2 separate regions of the Mus musculus genome follow, and region 2 is linked to region 1. A link is a loop called in an ENCODE intact Hi-C map of the cell type or tissue named here. Cell type or tissue: gastrocnemius. All regions are shown on one strand. Links, peaks and the distances in the headings refer to the core of each region. The heading gives the core; the rest is flanking DNA.

Evidence for each region. Peaks named below come from ENCODE experiments on the same cell type or tissue, not always from the same donor. Only the 100,000 strongest peaks of a DNase experiment are listed, where the experiment ranks them.
Region 2: a loop joins it to region 1, with 2.0 times the contacts of the local background. A loop is called at or near these places in 1 of 42 quality-filtered maps.

The regions. Positions count from the first base shown.
Region 1 is chr6:52,436,585-52,448,604 of GRCm38, forward strand. No RefSeq gene overlaps it. Among named protein-coding and RNA genes, the nearest start is that of 1700094M24Rik, 50 kb to the right of the region's middle. RefSeq lists an enhancer at 6,033-7,945. In gastrocnemius, for the core only: no CTCF peak of the experiment used is centred there; no DNase peak of the experiment used is centred there; H3K4me3 peaks cover 279 bases.
Region 2 is chr6:52,498,180-52,510,199 of GRCm38, forward strand. It overlaps 1700094M24Rik (RIKEN cDNA 1700094M24 gene), which reads left to right. Exons shown (of 3, transcript NR_046049.1): 3 at 1,426-1,906. Among named protein-coding and RNA genes, the nearest start is that of 1700094M24Rik, 12 kb to the left of the region's middle. In gastrocnemius, for the core only: no CTCF peak of the experiment used is centred there; DNase peaks (open chromatin) are centred at 6,712 and 9,232; H3K27ac peaks cover 5,542 bases.

The sequences.
Region 1 (12,020 bases), core at 1,916-9,915:
TTTATGACGCTGAGCTGGAAGTTCATGGCTTTTTTTTTTTTTTTTCAATTTTCTGTTGTGGAATTTGACTTTTATGCTGCGTTTTCAATTAGATTCCCTTACATTCTCAAGCCTCCTAATTAATATATGTCATTCGTGTTAGGTAGTTTTCTATAATAATATATACTTGTTAGTACATGTATTATTTATTTATTTATTTATTCACTCAGTTTGTGTGTGTGTGTGCGCGCGCGAGTGTGCGTGTGCGCCTGCCATTCACTCCTGTGTCGTGCTGTATCTGGCGGTCAGAGGATAACTCGGGGAGTCAGTGGCTTCTTTTCTTTCACCATGAGGGTCCTGTGAACCAACACTAGGTGGTCAGACTTGTCAACAGGTGCATTTTCTTGCTGAGCCATCTCACCAGCCCCTACAATAACATATTCTTACGACTAAGCCCATAGAGGACACGCAGTATGAAATGGTCCTGAGAAGACGGAGAGGTATTTAGCAAACACAAGCGCAGAGGGCTACATTGCCATCCACGATAGTCACGTTAGGTCATCTTCTCTCCCTTGCAAACTGCATCAATATTTGCAGAAACCTAATCTTCTATATTTTTGTATACTTCTGAGAAGCCATGGGTATTATCAGCAAAAACAATTTTTTAAAAAATTATTTTTCTATATGCTAGAGCAACAGTTGATTTCTATTTAATTCTATTCCTTATAATTTCTACACTTTTTGCCCTGGCCATGTTACCTCTTATTTTTTCTCTCTGGTTTTGGTTTTGGTTTTTCATGACAGTGTTTCTGGGCGGCACTGGTTGTTCTAGAATTCACTCTGTAAATTAGGCTGCCTTCGAACCTGGAGACCTGCCTGCCTCTGCCTCCTAGGTGCTGGGAATAAAGGTGTGTGCCACCACCATAGGGCTTTATTATCTCTTTTATAGCAAACAATGACAATAAATCCAAAGACCCAGTGACAGTTAGAATAAGTCCATAATATTTGTGTTTAATCTGACATAACAGAACTGGAGTTACACTTTGAATTAATTATTTGACAAGTTACAAATGAGCTGTGTAGGCCCTTTGCCCTCTTAGTCTCTGTGTAAGCAGGATTATTGTTGACTGCCTGTAATGCACTGGTGGGCAGAGGTTCCCACAATGTGATATTGGGTCTGCTGGACTTGAAGATTAATCCACATGGTCTCATGGCTGTATGCAGCTCTGGATATTAAAAGTTTTGCGCCTTAATTTTGTGTGCTTAAGATAGGAACAGCAGCTGGGTGTGGTTACATACAAGCCCAGTACTTGGGAGGCAGAAGTAGGTTGATCTCTGTGAGTCTGAGGCCAGCCTGGTCTACTTAGTGAGTTCTAGGCCTGCTATGACTGTGTAGTGAGACTCCCTTTAAAAGGAAGATTTCTTACAAAGGTACAAAATATCTTCCTACTAGAAACAATGGAACAGTTAGCAGCGTCAGAGGCACATAGTGACTCTGCAGCAAATGAACATTATTACGGCTAGTCAAGTAGGTACCGAGCCTACTTCATAGGTACCGAGCCTACTTCAGTGCTAAATTGGATTTGGGAACTTTCCTGAATGTTGAGACTCAGAGGTCTTATTTAATGCCCCTGCCTCCGTGGAAGAAGGAGGCTCATTATCTCACAAGGAAGGAAGACCAGAAGTACAAGCAAGAGCTAACCGAGTGGTTCTATGGCCACCAGAGTCCTGCTCAGCATCCTCTCTGTCCCACCGTTTCTAACATATTAAGGTTTTCCTCATGGTCACAGCATGGCTGCAGCAGCTCCAAGCATTTTCTACCCACAAAGGCCAGAAAAAGAAATGCCTCCTTTTTCCGTGGCTCTATCGGAGAGGGAGAAAACTTTCCAGAAGTCTCCTGGTCTGCGGTACTCTAAAACTTTCCCTCACATGGCTCATTGACTAGAACCGTATCAAGTGCCTGCCCTAAATCCTGTGACTGGCAGGAGAGTGGAAGCACATTCTTGGCTTGGAGCTCGGGGAGCTTTGGCTGCCTTTGAAGCTCAGGCCTCACCACATTCCAAAGCAGATGTGAGTTCAAGGAAGCCGGGAACTTTTGCTGCCTTGGCTGACAGTGGAATCTGCCATCCTCGTTAAGGCACCGCCTTTAGAGTTTTCCTTAGCATAGCATAAGGGGTAAATTTCAATATTTGCATGGTGTCCTGGGTAAACTGCAGAGGGTTGAGCAACTTCAATAGGGAGCACGGTGTAAATAACCATTGCGTTTTCTTTAGCTTTTTGAGACAAGGTCTCACTCTGTAACCCTAGCTGGCCTGGAACTCCTGTGTCTGCCTCCAGGTGCTGGGACTAAAGGTGCGTTCCTCCATGCCTGGCTACTTTTCCTTCATGTTCTGAAATTCTGATAAGAAAATGACTTTCATAGTATTTTAAATGACAATAATATTGTTTAAACTGGGTATGGTTGTGCACGCCTGAAACCTCCAGAGCTCGGGAAGCTGAGGCAGCAGGATCAGAAGTTCAAAGTCACTGTCAGTTACATAGGGAGCCTGAAGCCAGCCTGGAACACGTGAGAGCTTGTCTTTAAAAACATAAGTAAAAGCTATCAGATGTGGTGGTATGCTTACCACTCAAGTTAGCACTGTGACCTGGGAGAACCGAGCCAATAAATGAGGCAGACTAAAGTCTCATGCCATAGTCAGTTTTACTCAGAGCCTCAGACAATTCATACACTGATGGTTAAGAAGAGTCGCATGAGTAAAGTGTCCAGTCACAAAGGCAAGCCGCACTCCACAAAAATAGGTGTTCCCACAGAGGCAGATAAGGCAGCGGTAGCCAGTTGTAATCAACAAGCTGACACGAACTCAGTCCTCACCACTGTACCCGGGAGGGGCAGGGAAGTGTAACCCAAGGACAATTCCACGTTATTGAAACTGAGGTCACAAGATCTGCTCTTGGTTTCTTGGAGTTTTCTCACAAGCATCCAGAATCCTCCTCATTCTTGGACCAAGTTCCAACAGTGGCTCACACTTTTAACTGCAGTACTCTGGAGGCAGAGACTGGTGGATTTCCATGAGTTCAAGGCCAGCCTGATCTACACAGTGACTCTGACTCAAACAAACCAACAAACCCCAACAACAATAACAAAAACAAACAAACAAAAGCAAAAACAAAAACCTGCTAAGCACTGAACTGTATAGAGATCCCAAATAATACCTACAAACGTTTTAAGATTACAAATCTGACCTTGCTTCTCTCCACTTGCTTTCTCTATTTCAGGTTTTATATTTGAAAACCTGAAACGGTTATATCAACTCCAGATTAAGACTTTTTTTTCTTTTTTAGCTAGGTGGTGGTGGTGTGCCTCCCTTTAATCCCAGAACTCAGGTGACAGAGGCTGGTAGATCTCTGAGTTCTAGGCTAGCCTGATCTACAGAGTTTCAGGACAGGTCAGACTACATACACCAAGAAACCCTGTCTTGAAGAAAACAAACCAATTAAAAAACCAAAAAAACCAAAAACCTCAAAGCCAAAAAAAACCCCAAGGACTCTGGAAACCTGACAACATGCTCACACACATATGGAGTGTTAGAGTGGGCATCAGGACCTAGCCCAGAAGATGCTACAACAGAGCCTTTCGGGGTAAGTGGGTAGAGGGTTAATGGGTAGAAAGAGAAGCCAGGTGAGGTTTGGTCGGTTGCTATGTATTGTAAAGCTAAGTGCAGTCCCCAAGACCTGGCTGCTCCAGAAGAGTCTACACAGACCCAAGTGACTGCTAGGTTGTGGATAGCCCTGGGGCTAATTATATTTGCTGTTCTGTTCTCCTGTGAGTGGTTGCAAACGAGGAATGAGTCAGCACTTAGGTGATTTCCTGTAAACCTGCTTCCCACCTTAATTTGTAAAATAAAGGAGAGCTGATGACTGGGCAGATAAAAGGGAAGGTGGAGCAGAAGGTGGGAAGAGAGAAGGAGAAAAGAGAAGAGGGAAAGAACACAGAGGAGGAGGAGGAAGAAAAGCAGAGCAGCAGCACCTGGCCTGAAGAAACCACAAGTTCAAGATGGTAGCGTAGTGGTAGATCTGCCTAACCTAGATATATAGCATGTATTCATATTAATTATGTTGTGTTTTCATTGCCGGGGCATATTTGGGATGGAGAGTTTTACCGCAACAACACTATGTGACCTTGCCCCCAAGTTATGTCTGTTAGTAAATAAAGATGCCAACCGCCAAGAGTTGGGCGGAATAGACATAGGAGGGGTTTGGGGTTTCAGGGTTTGGGGATAGAGGAGAAACACGAAGGAGAGACAGAAGGAGGTGGGTAGAGGAGAAGGCACCATGGGATAAGAATCTTAAAATAATGGCAATGTGGGGTTTGCTCACTAAGTTAAGAGCAACCCAGACAAAACATGGCAGATTATAGCATGGGATTATTGGCTGGGAATAGACATAGTGGCATGGAGTGCAGAGGGCAGACATCTGCCCAGCTCTTGTGCTAAGGATTACTATTCAAAGAAAGGTTGTGTGTGTCTATTATCCGGGAACTCAATGGTCAAAGGCAGAGTAGAACCCCTGGGTTGAGATTAAATAAAGACAACAGATGCCCATTCCTGGTGCTCTCTCTGGAGCCTGCAGTGTCAGCTTTCTCTCCACCTCCAGAGTCTGCCTGGAGAGTGAACGGTACCAACAGCTGGGCAGCCCACAATCTCTGCTCAAGTGCTCTGGCTTAGGGAGTTTGTATGACGTAGCCATAGGGGGCAAATGAGAAGGCCTGTGAAGAAAGTGAAGATCGGTCTCGATGAGAATTGATTTATTGAGCAGAGCTGTGTTCCAGCATGCTTATATATATTTTTAAGTTCACTCATTGCCCTGGCTACATGAGGTGAGAACTGCTATTGTCCCATCTCACAGATAAGGAAAACTGAGGAACTGCGTGTTAAATAAATTAGCTCAGCATGTGCAAACTGAGGCAGGGGGTATTAAATAATTAGCCTAAGATAATAAGGTAGTCAATGGATGTCATGATTTGAAACCAGGTGGTTTGGTTCCAGACAGGAGGTCCCAATAACTTCTCTTCTCTGTCTCTTGTGTCCTGCAACTCTTTCACCTCTCTCCAAGTAGGTCCAGCCAAAGCCCAGATGCCTTTGTGGTCTCTTGATCTTAACCAATCTCCTCCACTTATTCTTGATCTCTCTGTTGCTCTTCGGTAGTAAACAACACCCAGGAATCTCTTTGTTCTTTTACTCCTGGGTTTTTATTTCCACAAATCCACTGAGGCAAAATGGCCACTGCCAATTTTGGGCTAACTCTCCCTTAGGATGCATTACCAGGTCTTCTGCAAGACCAGTGGGAATCTCCCTTTCTACCCACTCCAGGCAAAACAGTTTCACCAGGCAGGTCCTTCTAGTTTTAAAAACTCTGAGACTTTATCCTTGGATCTGCCATCAGTTTTCCCTGTGTAATCAGTACATGAGATTTCCTATTGCTTTGTGTCTTTTAATAAATAAGGTCAAATTAAAAATCCCCACAGCCAATGGGATCCCTCTCAAAAGCTTGGGCTTCAAGGGCCCTGGGAGCCGTGTGGTGACCTAACTAAGAAAAAAAAAAAAAGCCCTTGCTGCTCTCCTGAAGTCTAGAGTGAATATGAGCATAAAATTGGGAGACAGACAGGAAGTTCCTGGCAGAAAGGGCATTTGGTTTCTCTTCCTCAGAATTCTTCCTTTTTGCTCAGAATGGCTGCCTACTGAGATGTCTACTCTGACATAGCTTCCTTTTTGGGAAGTTAAACATTGGAGTCTTTGTCAGTGGCATGACGACCTGAGAGAAACCAGGTAAGGGAATAGAACTTAGTTTGGCTCATGGTTTGGGAGAGCCTTCACTTCAGGGTGGTTAGGTCCATCACTGTCGGCATGAAGGGAGGGAGACTACCATGGTGTCATGGCAGACAGGAAGAAGAGAAGGTAGCAGGAAAGTGCCAGGGGGAAATATACCCTTCAAAGGCATGTCCCACGGACCCACTTCCTCCAACTAAGCTCCTCCTTCCACAGTTCTACGCTTCCAATATCCATCCAGTGTCCATCATCCATGGTCATGACTCAGAGCTCGAATGAGCTAACCCTCCAGGGATGGCCCCTACAGACACACGTGCAAATGTCCTCTACTAGTCTGCTAAGGTTTCAATCCAACGGAGCGATAGAATTAACGGTCGGGGAATACCTTCCTTTTCCTCCCCAGACTGATGGGGTGTTCGCCAGAGCTCCTCCAGAACTCTTCTATACTCGCCTGTTGGCTTGTTCATCCACGGCCCGGATTGTAGATCCTTGTGAGCAATGACCTCACCTCATCCTCCCGCCACTGGTTTCTAGTCCTCCCTTGCAAAGGATCTGGTTCATAGACATTTGATAAATATTTAGTAAGTGAATGGATGGGGCCCTGAGTGTAGATGTTTTCCCCCTCCGTGTTTGGGTACCTTTTCATCTCTATAAAAGAGATGGCTCGGCTTTCCTTGTTATAGAACATAATTGAAACATTCTCCCTGCTTTCTCTCTTTTAATTAGGGGAGTCCTGAAAAACCAGGAAGTCTTTTTAAAGAGAGCCAAAGCACCCCTCCCCGTCTTAGCAGCTCTGAGGTGTCTGTGGGGGCAGAGCACCCCGCCTCTGCTTTGCAGATCGTTCCAAAGCCTGCTGGCTAGGAAAGAGCAGAGGAGGGAAAGACGTTACCAGGTTCCTGCCAGGCCCTTTTTTCCAGCAATTTCCCAGAGATCAAGCCGGTGGCGGCTTCCTGCCCCCTGCTAAGATGGGCCTCGGGGTTGATGTTTTTTACTGTTCTCCAGTAAGCAACCAGATTAGCAGCTGCCTGGTCAGTAGCTGGAGGCCTCCTTTAAATTGAGAGGATTGGGGCAGCACATTCCACAAGCGGTTGGAAATGTCTCTGCCCTCCGTTCTTATTATGAAGTTACTGTGGCTCTGGGCTAGACAAGGAATACCGCAATGGTTTGGGTGGCTTTTGTTTCATGCAGCCCATAAAAAACGCAGCCTGGCCTCTTGGGTTATGCAGATGGGCAGATCTGTTGTTCTGACAACCCAACTCTATGCTCTCATTAAGTTACCTGCCAGAGGAAATCGTGCATGTTGTGTTTGGTTTTATAGCCCGCCACGCCCTCAGCACATGCTTCCCACCCACACGCTTGGAGATCCCGGTGCTCCGCGCAGCGTGCAGCTCCTTGACTTGCTTCAGGGCTTCCCTCCGTAAGAGCTGCAACCGAATTGGGCAGCAGCCCTTTCTGTCTTCGAGATGGTTTTTATGGAAAAGAGGACATCTAAATCTCCCACAAAAGCCTAGTACCAGAGGCGGAGGAGTTGGTGATGTCATGGCGTCTTTTTCATTCTGATTAAGCCTGGGGACTCAGGGTAGCTGTTATCCTGTTGCCACCTTTCTCTTAGTCGAGTGCACAGCAGTGGGCAAGAACCCTTGGGCTGATGTAGGTTATAAAAACACAAACCGTGAAGTGGAAGGTTGAGAACTGTGTGGAAACTTTTAACACCAAGCACTGAGGTGGCTCTGGGTCTGGAAGATGAGGAGAAAGAGCTTAGACTGGGACTTAGTGTACATCCTTCAAAGAAGAAGCTGGGTGTGGTGGTGACGCCTTTAATCCCTGAACAAGCAAGGCAGAGACAGATAGGTCTCTGGTGAGGTCAGCCTGGTCTACAGAGTAAGTTCCAGGATAGCCGGGGCTACACAGAGAAACCCTGCCTCAAACAACCAATGAAGGAGGAGGAAGGGGAGGAGGAGGAGGAAAAGGAGGAAGAAGAGGAAGAAGAGAAGGAGGAGGAACTATCTCTCCCTGTGCTGCTGAGGACTGGCAAGGCACAAACCAGTTAGTGGTGGGCTGGAGGTAGTCAGTAACCTTGCCCCCAGCACATGGGCAATAAGGTGCCCAGCTTTTGTGCAGCAGGTCCCTTCTGCATTCATATCAGCACCATGTGGCCAACTGTGTTTTTAACAGTGGACAAAGTCGGGGAAGGGGGGAGGCAGATAAGGAAAAGGATCTTTCCACATGCCCCTGTTTATTATGCTCCTGTAACCATTGTATTACCCTATCAGGACCACGCTGCTGGAGCCTGGGGCCTGGGGCCTGGGGCCTGGGGCCTGGGGCCTGGGGCCTGGAGCCTGAGCCTGAGCCTGAGCTCGCTCACCTCCAAGGAGGCAGGATAGTTGCTAGCTAGCATCAAGCCTTCACGCGAGAGGACCTGGAATCTTGTTTGTTGCCCTCCTATATAACCCCTGTAGCCACACAATGTGGTGGTTCTTTTTTAAAAAATGATTTTCTTTTACTTATGTGTACGTGCCTCTATCTGGGCATGTGCACGTTACTGCAGGTATCTGAGAAGGTCAGAAGTGTCAGGTCTCCGTGGAAGTGGAATTACAGGCCATTGCAAGTCACCCTATGTGAGTGCTGGGAGCCAATCTCGGGTCCTCTGCAAGAGTAATAGTAGCCTCTAACTACTGAGCCATCTCTCCAGCCCACAACATGATCTCTTATTCTTGCATCTCTTCCTGTATACCATTAATTACTCCAAACACCGAGCTTTCTGTTAAGCCGGACACAGGTGTGTCTGATTTAAAAGGTAATTGAAAAATTAAAAGGTGCACACTGGAGAACAAGAACTGGTGTCCCTAACTCAATAAGCGCGCATGCGCAAACACACACACTCTCTCTCTCTCCCTCTCTCTCTCTCTGTCTCTCTCTGTCTCTCTGTCTCTGTCTCTGTCTCTCTCTCTCTCTCTCTCTCTCGGAGTCCTTACACTGGAAAATGAATTTTTTCTGTCTCTTTCAGTGGAAAAAAAAAAAAAAACTTTGTTGAAGTTTGCCACCAAGAACAGTTATGAGCCGTCTGACTGCAGGTCTCAAAACCTGCTGGAAATGGTATTTAAGTCTCACAGCACCCGAGAGTCTGCCAGCCTCAGTGGGGGGCGTAGTTGAGACCATGCCAGGTCTCCCACCCGAGCTTTTAGTTGCTTTAGTTTTTTTTTTTTTTTTTAAAGATTTATTTATTGATTATATGTAAGTACACTGTAGCTGTCTTCAGACACTCCAGAAGAGGGAGTCAGATCTCGTTACGGATGGTTGTGAGCCACCATGTGGTTGCTGGGATTTGAACTCTGGACCTTCAGAAGAGCAGTCGGGTGCTCTTACCACTGAGCCATCTCACCAGCCCAGTTGCTTTAGTTTTAAAAGTGGTGTTGATAAATGAGTTCCCGTTTCCCTCTCTGCTCTCCATTGCCTGTAACCTTGAATCTTGATTTGCTATCCACCAAGAGACCTGATTTGCAACTTGGCTACACTCGATGGAGAGGCGGGGATCAGGCTGCAGTCTTACAGTGAGCCTGCTTCTCCTCACAGAGTCGAAGTCTTCCTTGTGGATGCTACTCAAGGTGACGTGGGTGGGGTCCCTTGTCTCAAACTGGAGCAGTCACCACTAGTGGATTCTGGGCAGCCTAGTTCCAGTCAGAAGAGGTAGTCTCTGCTCTGAAGAGTTGTGTCCCCTCAAAGGGCTCTGCTCTGGCCATCTTGAGTTGCTTGGGTGAGAAGGCTGGACAGAGTATATTGCTCAGAGAGATCTTAGCCAATAGAAACGCTTTTAAAGAGACAAGGGAGGGGCTTGTGGTCTTTCACCGGGATGACTATTTTCCTCTGGTGCTAAAACACACATGGTAATTTTTATATTGTTATTTTAATTTTTCTATAATAATTACTGACTCCCTTCCCTATTGTTTGTTTTTCCCTTGTGTTTCCAGTCTTCTCAGTTGGCTAACCTTAGAACTTCAGTATAAATCAAGTTTGCCTGGGGCAAGGCCATCTCAGTTGCTGCTGCCTTTTCTTCTCTGTCCCTTACTCCCGACATCCAGGAAACAGCTTCAGTGACTTGCTTCCAGTGGCCTAGAGCAAACATCCACCTCAGCTTCTGCCACTTATTCCAAAGCGACTGAATGCCTCAGTGTCTCCACATTTGTAAGTAACAATAATTCTCTTTCTATTCTATGGTGTTTCCGTGGGAAATACTACAGCATCATAGTCAAGCTAATCTAAACAATAAGAGCCGATGTCCAGAATAGGAAGTCCAGAATTGGGTGGATCAGCCTCTCTCAGGGTTCTGGGATCCCCTTCTTTCCTTTCTGAGATGCCACCTCCTTCCCTGGGCTGGGGATTGAGAGAGCAATTTTCAGACTGGCAGAAGCCTTGTTCAGCAGCGGTTTGTTGAAGGTGGCATTCCTCCTAACAAGAGGGGTTTGACCCACAAAGTCCTAGTCTTTAACTGTGAGCTGGCATGTATTTGGCATGGCAGGAATACTTCCAATATGCAGATAGAGTGTGACACTGGGTAGGAGAGCTGGGGTAGTGAACCTTCAAAGAGGTAACCAATCCTTTCTGTTATGTCTCCCCCCCCCCCCCCAGAGGAGGCAGGTATTAAATTAGCAGGCAGAGCTGATGCATCTCCCAGAGGCTGAGGAGGCAAGGTCCACCCAGAGATGTCTAATCATGCCATCTTGGGTTCCCTTTAAAAGGCAAACTGCAGAGACCAGCCAATGCTTGCTCCTGTTGGCGGCCATCCCTAGAAAACTAAAGCAAAGATTCTCAAAGCTGAGCATCTTGGAATACCTCTGAGAGCTTGCTAAGGCATATTTCTACTCCACACCTCATGCTGTAGTCGGGTCTGATTTCTTTCCTTTTTCTTTTTGAATAGTTTCATCTTATGCACATGAGTGTTTGCCTGCATGTCTATCTGTTCATCACATACACGTCTGGTACCTTCGGAGGTCAGATCCCCTGAACCTGAAGTTACAGATGGTGTGAGCTGTCATGTGGGTACTGGGAACCTGAGCCCTCTACAAGAGCAGCAAGTGATTTTGTCATCTCTTAGATCCCAATGCCAGAACCTGGTCTCCTTGCATCAGTAATGAATCTCCAGGTGATGCTGGTGTTCCTGGCCAGGGACCACACTTTGAGAAACATTGACCTCGAGGTGAGTGATGGAGAATGCTTTGCAGCAGAGGAAACAGCAGTGACTCTGATGACTTATTGTCTGCTCTGTCTTAGCTTGTTTACTCTCAATATGCCTCCCCAGAACTATTAAGCGTTCTGTGTCATTCATCCATGAAAGGAGTCTTTTTTTCCCCCTACAGGTAGAGCCCTGCATAAGAGAGTTATCAACTTTTAAAAGCTCAAGATTTTGTTTATGTGCTTGTTCAAGTTAATCTTATTTATTTATTTATGATTACTATTATTTTTACAATAAGGGTATCGTGTAGTTGATGCTGGTCTCAAACTTACTATGTATCTGAGATTAGCCTTGAACTACTGATCCTTCCTCCTCCATATTGAAAGAGCCCAAGTGCTGGGATTACAGGCATGTGCTAGCACTCCCAACAGTCATGTGGCAGCAAGTGATTAATTATGTACAGGAGAGATGTGTGGCTAAATATTATTTCATTTTGAAAAGATCTCTTCTGAGGAAACTGAGAATGACTAGCTTCTGTCCGGGGAGGACAGACCTTCAAACTCCAGGGAGGACAGATCTTCAGACTCTTTATCTCCTACAGAAAAATCACTCTTGATTTTTTTCTCTCTCTCTTCATTTCAACACTTGAAAAGTATCACTTAAAGTCAGGCATGGTGGGATGTGACAGTGACCCCAGATTTCTGGAGGCTGAGGGTCAGTGAAGGACCCTGTCTCTCCAAAGGAAGGAAACAAAAACCAAATAATAAGACAAGCAAACAAAGAAGGAGGAGGAGGAGGAAGGGAGGGAAGGAGGGAGGGAGGGAGGGAGGAAGGAAGGAAGGAAGGAAGGAAGGAAGGAAGGAAGGAAGGAAGGAAGGAAGGAAGGAAAAAGGAACATTTAAGGAGCTGGGATGTGGGTTAGTGGTAGAACATTGGCCAGCATGAGTACCACCCTCAATACCACAAAACAAATAGAAAATGAGTTTAAAAAATTCAGTAAACTTGAAATAATACTTGAAACTAACACAGTAAGTACACACACACAC
Region 2 (12,020 bases), core at 2,587-10,586, 62 kb after region 1:
ATAAAGGGCTCTGGGATTGTCCTCAGCAATGTTTTGTCATTTTCAGAGTATGAGTTTTGCACCTCTTCTTTAATATTTTCATTTTCATAATTGGGGGCTGTTATCTTATTTTTGTCTGTTCATTAATGCTGTAGAGAATACACAATTGGTAGTTTTGTATTGATCTTATATCCTCTAAACTTGCTGAATTCATCTATTACTTCTAATAGTTTTCTTAGTAGAAATTTAATATATAAGATCCTGTTATCTACAAATATAGATAAATTTGCTTCTTCATCTCTGATCCACATACTTTTTGCATTCTCTTGTCAAGTTTCTTTGTAGTTTCTTTGTGTGTAGACAGTACTACATATAATACTGCACAGAAGTAACAGATTAGATAGACTTATTGTTTTCCTGATTTTAGGGGTGCAATATGTAATCTTTTACTATTAAGCACAATATTATCTGTGGGTTTTTCTAATTAGGTTCAGAATTTTATCACTTATTCTTAATTTATTGAGTAAAACTTGTACTGAGGGAGTGTGGAATTTTGTCAACTGTATCACACTATGCTGATTGATTCTTGGATGTTAAAACAGCCTGGCATTCTCATGAATAAATCCTACTTGGTATGTATGTATGTATGTATGTATGTATGTATGTATGTATATATACATATATATATACATATATATATATATATATACATACACACACACACACACACACATATATATATACACACACACACAAACACACACATACACACACACACATATCATTTTTGTCAAGGACTTTCATGCCCATGTTTTAAAAGATAGCTTTGATTTTATTTACAGAATTAGTTGGAAAAATTGGAGTACATCACAAAATAGCCTATTGCAATCAGTCAGTAAACTGTTGCTGCATACAATTATGTGGATAAATTCATGGGCACAAGGTTGGGCAGAAGAACCCATCATAAAGCAATGCCTTCTGTATAATTTTGTTTATCTAAAGCTCAAAGACTGGAGAAACTCATCTAAGGCAAGCCAGGGCTGTCTTTAGTATACTGAGGAATGATGAGGAGAGACCAATGGGGACTGGGAGGATCCAGGCAACACTTTATTTTCCCAATTGTGTGTGAGTTATACAGATGGCTTGAATTTATGTATTCAGTGAGCTGTCGCTGGGGAGTTTTATGCACCTTTCTGAATGTTACAAACTGCTCCAAGGGAGGAATGCTGAGTTTTTTCTACGTGTGAGATGTTTTCTGCATAAGGTGCACCTTCTCTCACTTGCTGTGTGAATGCGGTTCTTTCTTTCCATTGAAAGCTTTCTTGGCACACTTTTCATGTGTGTGTATGTATGTGTGTGTGTGCATATGGTGTACGAGTGTGGTGGATGTCCCAGAGGAGGAGTTCAAGTCTTACTCTATCCCTCTGCCTTATTCCCTTGCAACAGGTCTTTTCTGAGATCAGAGCTAGACTGGAGGCCAGCAAGATCAAGCAATCCTGTCTCTGCTCCCACAGACCTCCGGGGTCACAGGCAAGCATAGGATCATGCTCAGTCCTTTCCCAGGATTTGAACTCAGCTACTCATGCTTGTGCAGCCTGCACTCTCCTGAAGGCCATGTCCTCAACCCCTGAATGGTTTCTTTCCATCACGAGATTAGCAAGGTTTAATTTTTCCTTTGCTCCGAGCTATAGACATTTTGTCAAATAATGCCACCTGACTCAAGAGCTATCAGACTCTAAAGTCTGTGTCTTCCCCATCAATCCCACAACAGTGAATACAGTGTTGCTCATGCAGTGATGGCTGAGGCAGACCCTCCTGCTGCTGCTGTCCCTTCAGGAATTCACTGTAAAAGGGTTTCACTGTACTTTGAAAGGCAATTTGGAATTCTTCACGACGAAGGTTCTGTATAAAGGAGGTTATATAATGGACTTGGCTTTCAATTCCTTTCATTTAGGCCTTAACAGAAACATGAATCTACTATATTAGCATCATAAACCAATAGGTGCTATATAAGTGCTGAATAGAAATATTCTGGGTGAATTAAATTGCAAATATAGCCTTGTATCAGCTAAGTGCTTCAGCAAGTATTATGCAAACATTGATTAATAAGGTAATTATGCTCAATTAAAATAATAATGCTATTTCTTCCACATTCTTCCAATTCTCTGGATACCCATTTTCTCAGTTATTTGGTGTGACTATGCTACCTCAATTCCAAGTCTGAATGCAAAATTTCCAGGAGATGTGGTTTTTGGAGGGATATAATCTTCCTTCTAGACTGGTACCAAACAAAAGCCCTAGCAAGTATGGGGTATGTTCATGGGAGTCCTCTAATAGGTGAGAGTGATCATTTTCAGAGTATGTGACATGCAAAAAGTCCTCGGGACTCCTACGCAATATTGCCCGGAGCTACTTTTATGCTTCTTTGGCTTTTCTTGGAAACCAGATTCCCTAGGGTTTCCCAACTTCATGACTTCCTGGAATTGTCCATGTCATAAATGGTTGCTACATTTTATCCAACAACAGTGGTGGCCAGGAACACCTAGAGTGATCCTTACACATACTAAAAAATTATTAGCACGATTGTGACGAAAAGTGTGTGAACTCAAAGCACTGGCATCTCTTTAAAGTAACATCTTTGGGGACTGAAGTGACTCTTCCTTGAATGGAAGCTGCAATTGGAGCAATGTTGGTGGTTTTGATATTTGTAAGGAAACATACATCTGTGAAATGTATTCCGTCTCAGACCCCTTGTTTTGTGTGCATGTCAGATGAACTGCGCTGATGAGCGAGAATGGCTTTGTGTTTCAAGCCCTCGAAGCTGTGCCTTGTGAAGCCTCACTGTGATGGCGCAGAGCATGGGGAGGCTCTTGATTGGCAGTGAGTGTCCTTGCTGCCACTGCCCCTGCACAAGGTGATATGAAATCTCAAGGTGTCACCAAATCCTCAGCGTTTCACATTTCACTGTGGATGGTTAGGGTTAGTATTTCTGTGATGAAAAGCAAGACAGAAAAGCATTTCTGTGATGACCAAAAGCAAGTTGGGGAGGAAAGGCTTTATGCTTTGGCTTCTCTTTTCACATCCCCAGTCTATCACTGATGGCAGTCAGGACAGGAACTCACACAGGGCGGGAACCTCAAGGCAGGAGCTGATGCAGAGACCATGGAAGAGTGCTGGGTTTTTTGTTTGTTTGTTTGTTTGTTTGTTTGTTTGTTTTTTGGCTTGCTCCTTGTGGCTTGCTCAGCCTGCTTTCTTATAGAACCCAGGACCATCTGCTGGGTGTGTGTGTTGGGGATAGCAACTCCCATGATGGGCTGAGCTTTCCCACATCAATCATTAGTTTGCCTACAGCCTAGTTTTCTGGAAGCATTTTCTCAGTTGAGGTTCCCTCCTTTCCAGTGACTCTAGCTTACGTCAAGTTGACATAAAACTAGCCAGCACAAATGGACAGACATTTCTCAAGGAGGAAAGGAGGGGCTGCTAGCCTGGAAAGGATGGTGACAGCTGCCTGACCCCTAAGAACATGGGCTGGGCCTACTTGAAACAGGAAGGGTGTGGATTCCTGGCCCTGAATGAAGCCACAGGAAATATGCTATCTTCAGAAGGGATGCATAGGATGACCCTCATCTTACCACTCTTCCTTTTGGTTGCAAATCACATATCTCTCTCTCTCTTTCTCTCTGTCTCTGTCTTTGTCTTTGTCTCTGTGTCTGTCTCTCTGTCTCTCTGTCTCTCTCTTTCTCTCAAAAATAGCACTTCCTAGAACTAGAAACATGGCTTGGTAGTTAAGGGTGCTAGTTGCTCTTGGCAGAAGACTCAGGTTCAATTCCCAGCACCCAAATGAGCTGTGTCCTGAAACTGTCTGTAACTCCAGTTCCAGGGGGTCTGACACATTCTCTGGCCTCTGTGGGCACCATGGTGCATGGACATACATGTGAAAAAAATGCTCATACACATTAACATTAAACCATAGCATTTCCTACATTAAAAAAAGGCCCATGTCTTAAGAGCAGTTCAGAGGGACACAAAGCTCTTGCATCTTTAGAACCCTGTTCAAGGACATGTTAGCATAAGACCTCAAACAGAAAAATAAAGCTCCCAGAGTCCTCTCTAGCCCTCCCCTCATTCTCTAGTCTTCTAAAACAGGTCCTTCTCAACTCTTTTCACTGGTCTATCCGAACAGAAGGAATATCCATGAGTTGATGCTGATGTTGGTTAGCTCTATAGAATCTTCAGAGAAGATTCACTTTGTACAGGAGGGGTACTTCCCAGGATTCTGTGGAGAGTAGGAGGTAAGTGAACACAGTAGTTACTCGTCTCTTTTATGGCACAACACACCTGACAAAGGCAACAGAGAGAGAAGGGTCTACTTCACGTCATATAAAAATGGCCACAGTTCATCATGGCAGAGAAGGCAGTTGCAGAAGAGCAAAGTGACTGGCCACACTGCAGGTACACTACATTTGCAGCCAAGGAGCAAGAGAGATAGGTGTTAATACTCTTTTTATTTCAACTGGAACCCCAGGCCACAGTTATCACCAGTCTTCCCATCTTAGTTCCCCAGTCTAGAAGCTCCCTCACAGACATACTCAGAGACTTGTTTCCTAGGTGATCCTAGACCCTGCCAAGGTGGTAATCATTATTAACCTTCACAGAGAGGAACCTCTTTAAGCACACTTAACAGAAAGGGATAAAACACAGGAAGCAATGTCTACTAAGTCATTGGAAAGGTCGAAGGACTGCGTCAGCGAGACTCTAGGTTGGATGATTGACTTAAAGATCACATTACAAGCTGTGATACAAAGTTCCTTCACCAGAAACTAGGTTGCTCCCATTCCAGCTGTACCCCCCCCCCCAGTCACCACCCCACTATCAGCTCCTTACAGGTAGTTACAGATACCAATGAATGCTGGCCAGGCAGTACCACTGCTGGAAGATATAGTCTTTGCCTTCCTATCCTTCCTAATCTCACTGCATGAGATTGCATCCTGAACCACAACCTCAAGAGGTCAAAGGTGATAACTTTTAGCCTTTTGGCTCTGTAGCACAGGAAGGAACTAGAGCAACCTGGCATTGTAGCGCACAGCTGCAAAACCAGCACTCAGAGACATTTACATTCCAGAGCACCCTGGGCTACACAGTCAGGCTGTGTGTGTGTGTGTTTACGTGCATGCCCTATGATGTTATTTTGAACTATATTATTTATGAACAGTTTTTCCCATTTAAGAAACGTCCCTCCAGTAACATCATCACTGTCAGTCGTCATATTCTTGATAGAAGTCTGTAGTAGAGATATTTCCTGTTTTATTTAATAAACATTTTATTTAAAGCTCCCCTTTGCTGCACGAATCACTGTTTTAGATTAAACATTCTTCACAGGAGATCTAAGTTGAAAGTTTTCTAGAGCAAAAATGTCCATGAGGTGAGAAGGTACAGCAAACTTGGGAAGGCCTGAAGGGCTCAGAGGTCTTCCTTGGTCTCTCCCTCATTTAACAGATGAAGGCTCCTAAGGCCAACTGTCTGGTCTGTAACTCTCCATGCTGTCCTAAGCCATATGTATGATTCTTAATAAGACTCAACTCTAGATAGCTACCCATGGAGAGGGCAGAAAAAGCAGAGCCCTTCTCATCTCTCCCCACTCTGTTCCTCCCTCCCCCACTGCACTCCTCCTACCTCACCCATCTCCCCTCCATTCCACCCCACCCCACCCCACCCCACTCCACACTACTCCCCTGTCATTTACAGTTGTCCTATGGCTACTCAGTGCTGTGGAGCAGAGGATTACAATAGCCTAGCACAGGCCTTGTCCATTCTTGGAGGTACCTGCTTGACCTACATGTGGGGATGTTCCTGGGTCTCAGACAATTTCTCCCACAGTTCCTTACCTCCTGGGTTTTGATGGGAGAAAGTCAGGAAAAGAAGAAAAAAAACCCACCTATATAGACTAATATCTTGTAGCACAATAACTTTTAAGACATGGCACTAATATTTTTCTTGTCTACATTTTTCATCTTTTTACTTTCTAATAAAAGGAAGGAAGAATTATCCCTTGAGGTTTGGGACAGAAGTCCATCATCAACATCAGAACACTTGCCAGCACTAATATCCTCCTCTCTTGTCACTTTCTGGTTAACATTTCCTCATCTCTGTCTTCCCTTCCACATCTCCATCAGACCCTGCAAACTTCAAAGTAGTCACTCACTTTTCCAAGAGGTAACCAATGTCACAATGTCACAATGTCCTATGTGCCACAGGTTTCCCATTACACTTCCTTGGCTTTACAACTACACGGAAAGAGTAAATCTGGCAAGAAGGAAGCCACTGAAAAGCCATCACACAATTTCTTCCAAAATGAACTGGACTATAGGCTGGGAACACACAGAACTAAATGCCCCTTCTTTACCTGGGGATCCTGGGTCCAGATATCAATAGGACCAGGTTGCAGGTGAATATAAACTCATCCGACATTCCCTCCATGCTTACCTTGGACCTTCTGAGACTCTGGCCATCCAAGCCCAAAGCTAGGATTTATAACCGTTAAGCATGGTTTAATGTCGGCTCATTTTGCTCATGGCCATTTTGTAGCCTTGCATGACCAGTCGGACTTTAGTTGGTTGGGGTAAGGGGACGGCAAAGAATAACAACCATTAGCAGATGGTTGCAATTGAGCCCCAGGGATGAGCCTGGGATTGGGTGAATGAAACTAAGTAGCATTCTAGGGCGCTGTGACTCAGCCAGCTTGTCCCCACGCCAGGAATGAAGCCGACTGTTTCCAACCTGTTCTTTGGCAAGTAATTAATGTCAGGTGATTTTTTTTCCTCATATGGTAGGGACAGTATCTATGGAAAAGAACATAAAAAACGGTATGTGCTGAAAATGTGTTCATAGCAGCTAAGTTCATGTGTGTTCAGAATTACACTGCAGCTTCCAGTCTGTCTTTGTGTATGTGTGTGTGTGTGTGTGTGTGTGTGTGTGTGTGTGTGTGTGTGTTCAAACTTTAGTAACAGGATGTTTTCAAATAGTTTACATTTCTCTTGGGATATCTTCCCTGACCAAATGTCATCATAGCATTAGCTGGGAGTTATTTGGACATTTTGTTTCCAACAACAAGATTTAGGTCATTTCTGCAAGTAGAGTCCAGAATTGAAGACAATGGGATTTTCTTGCCTATCCCTGAGGAGAAACATTATGACATCAGTGAGAATTTCAGAGGGGACATTGCTAAATCCTTGGATGCTAAACCTTTCAGATACTGGGAAAGCATGCTTGTTAGAAGCAAAGTGAAAACTGACATTCCAATGCCTAGTTGATGAAAATATTCAAGCAGATATTTATTTTCATATTAACATTATTTTATGTATTTCCTAGTAGTCTCTAACACAATTATATCTTAAGGCATTTTACCCTCTAAATCCTTCTATTATATATATTTTTTAATCTTTTCTGGTTACAAAGCAATAGATTTTCATTGTTTAAAAAAACCTGAAAAATAAAGAAAATTATAAAAATTATCTAATGTCTTTGAACTCGAGTTCCCTTTTTTGAGTAGTCAATAGTGAAGATTATTTGAAATCTCATAAAACTTAATTTTTTCTAAATCAATATCTCTATCTCCCCCATTTAAACCCAATTCATTCTGGCAGTGTCTTACTCCAGCTCTCTGGGCTGTCACTCTTCCAATGGAGCTTTGCTTCCAAGTGACTCTAACTCAGATAAGTGGACAAGGATATACCGGGCAAGGATGGCTTGGTCTGACTCATCTCAGTTGATCCATGGTAAAAGCACTGTTTCCTTGGTAATGTAATGGTCGATGTATAAATGAGGGTTAGAGCCATGTGTGCAGTTGAAGGCATGGCCAGCAGCAATCAAGGGATGAGTCACACCAGTGAGAGCCTTGAAGCACCAGCCCTGGCTACAAAGAGAGCCTGAGAGGGGAGAATTTTCAGTTTCACCTTTTGCTATTCTGGGTAGAATGTTATTTCTGGAATAAACACCTAGAAGGGGGTGTGGATACACAAGCAGGCGGCTAACAGAATCTTCCAGGGAACTGTCCCAGAGCCCCTGGGCAGATCCAGGACACCACCCTTGGACCTTGAGCCTCTGATGCCATGTCCCACAAGCTGTGACCTTCAGATCTGGTAAGCTCTTGTTTCACACAACCCCAAGGAGTCAGCCGGAGTTCTGTTTTGTACTTCTACAGCACACATTCTGGAAGACGAGGTGATTTTTCTAAGAGGGTTTATGGAGTTTTCACGGACCAAGTCATGGAAATGTACTCATGGTTGAATTTGCCTCCTGTTTCCAGCAAACGGGTTAGAGCCAAGTCTTTTGGAAGAAGAGTCATTCCAGATGTACCAACTCTAAGCTCCAAGAAATGTTTGTTCTGGAACAGCAGTTTTTCACACGGGCTCTTGCTAAACTGAAAATAGACTATGCAGGCCAACAACATCAGGTAGAATACAAAGCAAAACAAATCTATTGGTTTTGCTTGCACTGGAAATGTCCCTCACAGGCTCCCGTTTGCAATTCTGGTTCTCTGTCAGTGGAGCTCTTTGGGGAGGCTGGAGAACCTTTGGGAGGTGGGGCCTTGCTGGTGGAGGTAGGTCACTAAGGTGGATCCCACACCATGTTCTTACCTTTATCACCTGAACACAGTTTCCTCACCATGATAGACTCACAAAGTCTGAAAGCATCAGCCAAGATAAGTAATTTCTTCTACAGTGTCTCAGTCAGATATTGTAGGTCCAGTGATGTAAAATGAACCAATACATTCATGTACTAAGCACAAGAGATTCTTGTACTGGTGTCATTAGTTCCACAGGCTTTTGTGTGTGTTTGACTTTTCCAGGCCACCATTCATGTCATGTACTTCAAGTCTATTTTCAAATGGTATATTCCAGACCTTTCCTTAGGCTTCCACGTACCTATCAGCTAACTAACCTCCATAACCCTGAATCAGCTCTAAGCTGAAAATATGCTAATTCTTCATGACTTCCCTACTCTTCACCTTTCTTCTTCCACTCCTCATCTCCAGTCCCTTGCTCTAATCGGTAGATTGAGTACAGTTTAAAGCGTAGAGGGAATATTATTTAGAACAGCAGCTGTCACAACAAGATTTTGTTTTTGCTGCAGCCTGGCTCCTCCTTGCTCATTTCTGCAAGAGAGGGCTAATTGCCCAGATTTTCTAAGATCTGGGTTTCAAACTCCGCTGTCTCTAGGCTGTGCCTATTATTGGATGAGATAGCTACACTTGGCAGAGGTGCACAGAGCTGTCTTGATGGCCGAGCACATTAAATTGCAGCCACGGCTGCACAGAGCAGAAGAATTGCAACTGCTGTTCTCCTGGGAGATGCCACTTAGGCAAGAAAATAAATAAGGGGATTTTGATTATATTCAGAACTCTTAAGCTTGTGCCCGGGGGTGTTCCATCCTTAAACTCTTGTCATTTTATGTTTACACAAAAATTAGACTGGAAGGAAAGATGCTTGAGATTCTTCATGTAAGTCGTCCCCATTTACAAAATGCATCAGGTTCTTCTGGCGAAAGGGAAGTCAAACTCTGTTTTCACTCATTATTATATCTTACTTTATGTGATAACTATTAAAGGCTCGAGTGCTGTGCCTGACACATGGTTGTCACCTTGAAATGTCCTTTCCTCCCCTGCTCCTTCTTACACTTGTATTGTATTACCCCTGACTATTATGCAAAAAAAAAAAAAAAAAAAAAATCATGTTTGCACTAGGGTCTGATAGAGCCAAGTGAGTTCTAGTCCCCACCATTTTTGAGTGATCGTGTCTCTTAGCTGAGTGCAAAGAATCCCTGTTCAAGTCATTGGTCTTTCCTCCTCTACCTCAGATAATTCAGCACACAGTGTTGGTCTAGCTGAGGGAAAGCTATGCGCATAATTAACTTTCAGGATGGGCCAGGGACTGGGTGGAAATACTGCAACAATAATAATAATAACCGTTGCTGGAAGAGCTAACAGCTAGGGAACATTTAGAATAAACACTGTTAAGTGTTTTTGCATAGTGTAAGTATTTCCTGAATGGGCCCGGTGAAGTCATCTGCTGCTGTTGCTTCCTCCCCGTCCTCCCCATTGTCCTCTTCCTCCTCTTCCTTTTCTTCCTCTTTGCATATGTGTGCATATGTGGTGTACATCCGTGTATACCTCTTCACAGCTGTGCGTCAGCAGGTGTGTGTAGAGGCCCAAGGTTGACATGGGGAATCTTGTTCAACAGCTCTTCTGCCTCCTTTCTTTTGAGGCAGTGTCTTCATTTAACCCAGAGCTCACCAACAGGGCTAGTCCTCCTTGCCAATTTGCTCCCGGGATTCCCACATCCATTCTTTTCAAGGCTAGAATTGGGGATAGAGAGTCACATTGACGGAGGTTTTGGGAAATGAACTCTTGTTTACCTAGAAAGCTCTTTAACCACTGAGCCATCCTCAGCTCTGAAGTCAGCTTTAATCTGGAAATGTCTCATTGCTTTCAAGAAGTTTGTTGGGAACTGGACGAAATTGGCTACCCATTTCTCTAGATCACTTTCACTCATTCAAACAACTTGCCCAATAAAAACTAACCCAAAATTTCAGGCTACCGTCCAGCTTAAATCTGCCTGAATCAGTGGTACCCAGCTGCCGTGTGCAGGCCCCATGAAGACCAGCTGTGCCTAACTTCCAAGAGAAAGCCCCAGATTTGGTTAGTAGCCCCTTCTTTTTATTTAAAAAAAAAAAAAGCTGGCAATCTTACAGCCAACCTTCCCTGCCTGGAAGAAGGCAGACAATACATTCTCAGCAGAGCTTTTGAGAAACAAGACACATTGGCTGCTTTATCCTCCACGTTGGCCACCACCCACTTCTGGCAATCATTAGCTGCCTTTACCTACCTTTCTCCATGAAGAACTCATATGTTGTGGATTTGTGATTTTTAACATCTTTACTAGTATAAAGAATGCTGAGGCTGCCGCTCCATTAAACACCATGAGAGCAGAAGGGTACATTTGTGCAGGAGAGTGTTTGAGGGACAAACTCTCTCTTCATTGTAAAGGAAGTTCTTGCCTTCTCATATCCAGGGGCTATCATGGAGCTACTCCCAGAGATTTGCTCGCCACTGCCTTCCAAGTGCTGGGGTTAAAGGTATATGCCACCACTGCCAGGCCAATCGTGGGAACATAGAGATTCAGCACACACCTTTAATCCCAGCACTTGGGAGGCAGAGACAGGAAGATCTCTATGAGATAAAGGCCAGCCTGGTCTACAGAGTTCCAGGACATCTAGGGCTACACAGAGAAACTCTGCCTCAAACAAAACAAAACAAACAAACAAACAAGTAAACTAAACCAAACAAAAAACAAAAACAAAACAAAACAGAACAAAGATATTCAATACTTTGTCCTAGATGCTATAATAGGATGGGTACTCTGGTGGAGTGAGGTATTGCCCAGTGATAATGTGCCTGCTTAGCTGACACAGGCCCTGAGTTCCACCCCAGCATTCAAAGCGAAGCAAAACCTCAGGTCAGCGTGATTCAGTGTCTCTTCTTTCTGCCACAGTCAGACAAGACTACCGAAATAGCCACAGGTTCCTGATTGGTGTTCCTGACTCTTGACGGCAGGTGCCCCAGATACCTGCAGTACTAAGAAACAATGAGAAGAGCAGGAGACAGATCTGCAGAAGTAGGATTGGGCCAAAGTACGGAAACCCTCAAGTGTGAGGTGTGCATGCCAAAATGGTGGAAAATATGGACCCTGATAGAGGTAATTGGGTGTCATTCAAGTTCTGGACCTGTGTGGAGCCAGAGTGAAAGGAAGATCACATGAGTAGCCAGGCAGGGCTGTGGGGCTGGGGAAGAGGGGGTGATCGAGGAGAAGGACAGTGTCTAAGGGTACCCACTGGTTCTGTCCATGCCCAGGAAAGAGCACACAGGCATGGGTGCTAGCAGCATAATTCTGGCCATAGTGACCTCCTGTAGAGCAGGTCTACTGAGCCCAGCCTGGCTGGCTCCAGGGACCCATGGGTGGTGCTGAGCTCTGCAAAGGCAAGTT